Regions from separate parts of the Homo sapiens genome. Here region 1 is linked to region 2. Evidence: chromatin contacts called from ENCODE Hi-C or POLR2A ChIA-PET data. All regions are on one chromosome and are shown on one strand. The core of a region is the stretch at or near the end of the contact, and the rest is flanking DNA. Distances in the headings are between cores, read along the strand shown.

The links. A loop is a pair of places that touch in the nucleus more often than their neighbours do. ChIA-PET counts read pairs that join two places held with the same protein, here RNA polymerase II (POLR2A).
Region 1: a loop to region 2 is called in a map with no recorded cell type, with 5 times the contacts of the local background. The contact joins the enhancer-like site here to the promoter of LINC02453 in region 2. A Hi-C loop is called at or near these places in 1 of 37 single-sample maps with no recorded cell type. POLR2A ChIA-PET finds 5 or more read pairs at or near these places in 1 of 52 experiments (Panc1).

Annotation. Positions count from the first base shown.
Region 1 is chr12:99,909,127-99,912,602 of GRCh38, forward strand. All of the region lies in intron 1 of ANKS1B (ankyrin repeat and sterile alpha motif domain containing 1B), which reads right to left. Among named protein-coding and RNA genes, the nearest start is that of ANKS1B, 74 kb to the right of the region's middle. Within about 2 kb of position 2,190, at least 7 of the 41 ENCODE cell types and tissues checked have a DNase peak (open chromatin) inside an H3K27ac peak, as active enhancers do; they include Panc1, where a contact is called at or near this core.
Region 2 is chr12:98,502,310-98,505,816 of GRCh38, forward strand. It overlaps LINC02453 (long intergenic non-protein coding RNA 2453), which reads right to left and starts at 1,546. Exons shown (of 4, transcript NR_038383.1): 1 at 1,451-1,546; 2 at 274-303. It overlaps TRD-GTC1-1 (tRNA-Asp (anticodon GTC) 1-1), which reads left to right and starts at 1,194; the gene lies at 1,194-1,265. TRW-CCA4-1 (tRNA-Trp (anticodon CCA) 4-1) reads left to right here and starts at 1,943; the gene lies at 1,943-2,014. RefSeq lists enhancers at 1,284-1,593, 1,604-1,903.

The sequences.
Region 1 (3,476 bases), core at 940-3,439, 1.4 Mb after region 2:
GGCTTTTTCACTCAGGATACTGTCCTCCAGGTTTATCCATGTTCTCTCAAATAGCAAGATCTCCTTTTTTAAGGCTGGACAATATTCCATCGTGTGTGTGTGTGTGTGTGTGTGTGTGTGTGTGTGTGTGTGTGTGTGTGTACCACCATTTCTCTATCCATTCATCCATCAACAAATGCCTAGGTTGTTTCCATTCTGGACCATGGTAGATACTGCTGCAATAAACATGGGAGCTCAGATATCTTGACAAGGTGCTGACTTCATTTCCGTTGGATACATACCCACAAGAGGGACTGATTGCTGAGTTATATTGTAGTCTTATTTTTAATTTTTTGAGGAACCTCCACTCAGTTTTCCATAGTGGCTGCACTAATTTACATACAAAAGTTTCCTTTCCTCCACAGTCTCACCAACACATCTCTTTTTGGTTTATTTCTGAACTCTCTATTTTATTCCATCTGTCTATGTGTCTGTTTTTATGCCAGTACCATACTATTTTTCCATATTATAACTTTGTAATATAGTTTGAAATCAGGAAGTGTGATGCCTCAAACTTTGTTTTTCTTTCTCAAGATTGCTTTGCCTATTTGGGGTCTTTTATGTTTCCATACAAATATTTTCTATTTCTGTAAAATATTACCTTTGCCTCTTCTTTTCCTTTCTTCCCATGTCATAGTTCCCTTTCTTTTTCTTCCCTCTTCTCTCTATGCTTCTCATTCTAGATCACATTTGGGTAATGTTAGGTACATGTATATAGTGACTATTTCTCCTGGAAGATGATTTAGACTACAACTACAACTATAATCACTTAGAAAAGTGTAGAATTCCTCTGTCCACCTAGAATAGAGCTGAATTTGTTCATATTCCATTCCAAACACAGCATTCTAGGAAACTATGAAGTATTCTGCAAGCTGTAAAAAGATCCATATAATAGAATATTATTTGCCATTAAAAAGGAATAAAGGGCCAGACGTGGTGGCTCACGCCTGTAATCCCAGCACTTTGGGAGGCTGAGGTCAGGAGTTCAAGAACAGCCTGGCCAACATGGGGAAACCCCTTCTCTACTAAAAATACAAAAATTAGCTGGGCATGGTGCCCCGTGCCTGTAATCCCAGCTACTTGGGAAGCTGAGGCAGGAGAACTGCTTGAACCAGGGAGGCGGAGGTCGCAGTGAGCCGAGATCGCACCACTGCATTCCAGCCTGGGCTACAGGGCAAGACTCCATCTCAAAAAAAAAAAAAAAAAAAAAAAGAGGAATAAAGTACAGATACATGCAATAACATGGGTGAATTCTGAAAACATGCTAAGTGAAAGAAGACAGTCATATAGGCCACACATTGTATGATTCCACTTATATGAATTGTACAGAATAGGCAAATCTATTGAAACAGAAAGTAGATTAGTAATTGTCTACACTGGGGAGATGGGAGGAATGGGAAGTGACTGCTAATAAGTACAGTGGCTTCTTTTTAGAGCGATGAACATATTCTAAAATTAGACTGTGGTAGTGGTTTCACAACTCTGTTAATATATTAAAAACCATCCAATTAAAAACTTTAAATAGGTGAACATTATGAGAATTATATCTCAATAAAGCTGTTTAAAAACATGTATCTAACGCAACAGTCTATGTGTACACACCCATAATATATGCATATATATACATACTCATTTACAGAGAGTTCTGAATTATCAGCCTGCAGTTTATCCACTGAAATTTTAAAATTCAAAATTTCTTACTTCCTTGATTGTATGAGAATGGTAATAATAACAATAATGACAGCAATAATAATATCAAGTACTCATTTAGTTCATACTATGTGCCAGCTATTGTGCTAAAAATACGTAATCTTATTAAAACCTTACAAAGTCACCAAATAATAGAGTCTGTTACTAACCATTTTAACATATTATTTTTTATAATCCTCACAACAAGAACTACAGTTTTTCTCAATTTATGAGAAAACTGAGATTTAGGGTGGTGAAATAAATCATTCTCGGTTTTACAGCTAGTAGTTGGCAGAGCAATGATTTAAACTCCGGTCACTGCACTCTGCTGCCACTTGAGCTATCCCTCTGTAAGGGCAATTGAGTCTCAGTGAGCTAAAAGAATCTTACATTACTTTTGCAGACAGGCATCTAACAGAGTAGGAAAAATCCCAGAACCAAAAGCTGAAACCCAGACCGCAGTCTGAGTCATGATACAAACTAACCAGGCCAGCCAAATTCCAATCCTCTCATCTACAAACATGGAAATTGGAATAGAAATTTTTCAAGGTCCTATCAGCTTAAAAGTCCATTTGTCCAAGAAAAACTTACTTAAAAATCTGAGTCTTCAGTCCAAAATAAACTTGCCAGAAGAAATGCTTTCTTTATTTTCTGCCCTATGAGTTTACGACTATTATTAGGTTGTAAAAATATTAAGTATAACTGGAAACTGAAAGCATAATTAACATTTACTTATAAAGTTCGATATCACCCATTAGCAATATAACACATAATGATTTATTAACTTTTTACTATAAAAACTTTTAAACATATTCAAAAGTAGACAGAATAGTATTAAAAAACCCAACGTACTCATCATACACCTTTAAAAATCGTCAACTCATGGTCAAATTTGTTCCATCTATATACCCTCCCACTTTGAAGAAAATCCATGGCATCATAACATTTCTGTAAATATTTCAGTATCCATGTGTAAAAGATAAGGGTTCCCTTCTTAAAAGTATAATCATGATACCATCATGACACCTAAAAATATTAACAATAATATCTTAATATGACAAACTTGGAAAATACATTTAGATATATAAATGGCAATAAATAATACAGATTTAAGTACCACTTTCACTGATATTAAAAGATAAACCTAGGCACATTAAAATTTTAAAGAGTTTATTTGAGCATTCAGTGATTCATGAATTAGGCAGCACCAGACTGCAAGTGATTTGGGCTCCACCAAAGGCGTGCAAGGGAAAACTTTTATAAGGTGTCTGTGGAAGCAGGACAGAGAAAATGTTTGATTTATTAAAGTGGAGAGTCCCTACTTAGAGGTAATTGGCAGTGTCTGGTAAAGACTCTAGATAGAGATTCACTGGTGCTTTCTGATTTGTTAAACTTAAGTTTCATTTCACTGTTTTACAGTGTGTTTACTGTTTACAGTGAGTTTGGTTTCAGTTTGCTTACATAGGAACCCAAAGCACTACCTAATGGTTTCCCAATCAATTTTTTTTTTTTTTTGAGACAGAGTCTCACTCTGTTGCCCAGGCTGGAGTGCAGTGGCATAATCTCCACTCACTGCAACCTCTGCCTCCCGGGTTCAAGTGATTCTCATGCCTCAGCCTCCCAAGTAGCTGGGATTACAGGCACACACCACCACGCCTGGCTAATTTTTATATTTTTAGTAGAGACAGGGTTTCACCGTGTTGGCCAGGCTGGTCTGGAACTCCCGGCCTTAAGCAATCTGCCCGTTT
Region 2 (3,507 bases), core at 296-2,795:
GGGGGACGGAGGTGGTAGTGAGCCAAGATCGCACCACTGCACTCCAGCCTGGGCAACAAGAGTGAAACTCCGTCTCAAAAAAAAAAGTTTACATATAAGGCTCTCTTAGTATCCCTGGGAAGAGGGTTCATCCTGTCTATGAACGGGTTTAGGATGACACAAATTATCAAATTATCCGATTAGTGCACTTTCCTAACCCATATGTTTAATCAGTGGCACATCCTGGTTTTGAATTATTTAAACGCATTATTATTTAGCCATTCACATACTTACGTTTGTCACTTCCAGTTAAACTGTAGCCACCTACAGAGAGCGAAACAGAAGTCGGCTGATAAAATTTTGATAAAATTTCATTTGCCCGCAGCTGGTCATTTCATTGGGCGCTTTTGTGTTACAAAAGTGTGTGAATTGGCCGGGCGCGGTGGCTCACGCCTGTAAATCCCAGCACTTTGGGAGGCCGAGGCAGGTGGATCACTAAAGGTCACGAGTTCGAGACCAGTCTGGCCAACATGGTGAACCCTCCCCCCCCCCACACACACACACACACCCCGCGTCTCTAGTAAAATACAAAAATTAGCCAGGCATGGTGGTGCGCGCCTGTAATCCCAGCCACTCGAGAGGCTGAGGCGGGAGAATCACTTGAGCCTTGGAGGTGGAGGTTGTAGTGAGCCCAGATCGCAACACTGCACTCCAGCCTAGGGGACAGAGCGAGACTTCCTCTCAAAAAAAAAAGACTTATGAATTGTTTGAAGAGGCACGAGACCGTGGCAACCCTAACTGTCCCCGACATCTGGCAGCCATATGCTATCCTTGAACTTGAACTTCAGAGTGAAAGTATAAATTTGTAAGGGGAAGGCTCAGCCGCAAGTCACATACCAGTGGTCAGTTAAAAAAAAAAAACTCAGGACGGCAACCTAAATCATTTAGAACGCGTCAAGAGCCTCGGAAAAACTATTTTCACACACTTCTCTAGCACTAACATGGGAAGCGCGTTTCCTTCACATATTCCACACCTTTTATTCTTCCCACCAACATCAAGAATACAAAGCGCCCAGAGAGGACAATAAGCCTAAGCAGCGGCTCCAAGAGACCGGACTTTCGTACTTCCCGGGGGCAGGCGGAAGGTTACGGAGCGCTGGAAGGATCTTACTGCTCCTTGAAGGGCTGTCTGAGAAAATACACAGCCTAACGACTCCTCGTTAGTATAGTGGTTAGTATCCCCGCCTGTCACGCGGGAGACCGGGGTTCAATTCCCCGACGGGGAGGTGTGTAGCTGCACTTTTTTGGCGACAGTTATTATTTTCTGTATCATTCAATGACAGGACACTGCTGTTAAACATAATATGCTAAACCAGCTCCCTTAAGTGCACAACCCTGTCTTCAAAATGGTGACTTTTAACCTTAATGCCCACCATGAAGTGAAAGCCTCCCCTGAGAGAAAATGCCTTACATTGTTTGCAGGAAGGGAGGAAAGGGAAAAAGAAAACGCTCTGAAGGCCTCTGCCCTTGCCTCCAGCCGCCATCTTGCGAAGGCCTGCGCCGGCTTAGTGGCGCCCCGCCAGATTACAACTCGAGGTCGCGAACTCAGCGCGCGGAACCTGTTGGGGGAGGGGAGAGAGGGCGGAGTCTCGCGACTAACGGGGCGGGGGCAGGGCGGGTAAGAACGGAAATCATTTGGTAAAGAAAAGGAAGGGCCAATTTCCTTTGATCCTGGAGACCCGACTAAACGGGAAGCCCCGTTCTCCCGCTTCCGCTGGTTACGTCCCAGCCTTGGTTAGAGGACTAGCAGTCAGGAAAGTTTGGACGCTGAAGGAATCGGTCTCCTGGTCCGACAGATACTGGGTGGAGGGGCAGAGAGTAAATGGAAGAGAAAGACTGGTACCCCTGGAAGAAACGCCATTTACTGGTGTCCTAAGAAACTGCGCGAGCCACAGCCCAGCAGGACCTCGTGGCGCAACGGTAGCGCGTCTGACTCCAGATCAGAAGGCTGCGTGTTCGAATCACGTCGGGGTCAAACTTTTTTTTTTTCCTCCTGTATTTTAAACTACCGACTACTAGAAGCCGAGGTGTATTCCTGCCGCCAATTTTCTTGAATGTTAGAATTAAGTTTTCCTCTTTCAGGTATTATGATACTAATCCTTGGTTTGCAGGAAGATATGATTTACTCTATATCGAAGAGCCTCAAGGCTGATGTTTTTATCATTTGGCCTTTTAAAGTGAGTTTTTTTGTCACTTAACATGCATAATGTGTAAAGAGGTGGACTATTACTGCTGTGCATTAGTGGGTGTATCAGTCCACTAGTCTATCACAGGAAGTGTACAATATACTGTACAAGCTGTTTTTTCCAAACAGTTTTAGGCTGTTTGCCTTTTGAAAGAGAGTACAATAGTGTACAATTTCTAATTTTGAATATTATGCTAATCAAGTGTCTTAGCCCTTACCATGTGCCAACACTGTGAACAACCTCACAATGTGTGACTATTATCCCACTTTTACAAATGTGGCTGTGGCTCACAGGGTTAGTGACCTGCCAAGGGTCACCCAAGATTCTGAACCAGGTGAGGGACTCTGGATCCCTCTTTATAAATACTTTATAATAAAGGTGGAAACAAACAGTTGAAAGAATGTGTGACTGCCAGGCTCAGTGGCTTACACCTGTAATCCTAGCACTTTGGAAGGCCAAAGTGGGTGGATCACGAGGTCAGGAGTTCAAGACCAGCCTGACCAACATGGTGAAACCCCATTTCTACTGAAAATACAAAAATTAGCTGGGCATGGTGGGGTGCACCTGTAATCCCAGCTACTCCGGAGGCTGAGGCAGAAGAATTGATTGAACCCGGGAGGCGGAGGTTGCAGTGAGCCTGGGTGACCAAGCAAGACTCCTTCTGGAGGTGGGTGGCGGGGAGGAATGTGGGAAAAGCTGTTGGACTGGGCGCCTTTTATGTTTTCACCGATTATGCGAGTGATGACTAGTCACCACTTTTGACTATTAATCTCTTTAATAGCAGGAAGCAAAGCTTGCTCGTTCACATTTGCAAGCTCCAGGACTCTTAGTACTAAATAGTGCCCTACACGTAAGTGTCAAATATTTGTTGAACAGAAAATGAATAGCAAGACTATGAGAAATTAATAGTTTTAGATTTTGATGATATGTTTTGTAAAATTCCTGAGGTTTTCTGCTTAGTATTTTGAAAATACCAAACACTAATTTCTTTTGATTCAACCTAATGTAGCAGTATACCTGGAAATTATATTTGCACATGGTGTGGTTTGTTCTTCCCTCTCCTGTTTGGATTAAAATTAGATCATCCATTTCAACGGGTATTTATGGACTGTCAACTCTGATGAGCCTGATACTGTGCTAAGTACTAAGGATGAGGATACACTGAGTAAAAATGGGTTTTTTTGAGCATCAGGAGACAGATATGTTAAGCCACCAAACGCCATAATGTGTTGGGGTAAGTTCATGTTACTTGGTAAGAACCATGAAAGTAACATGAACAGAG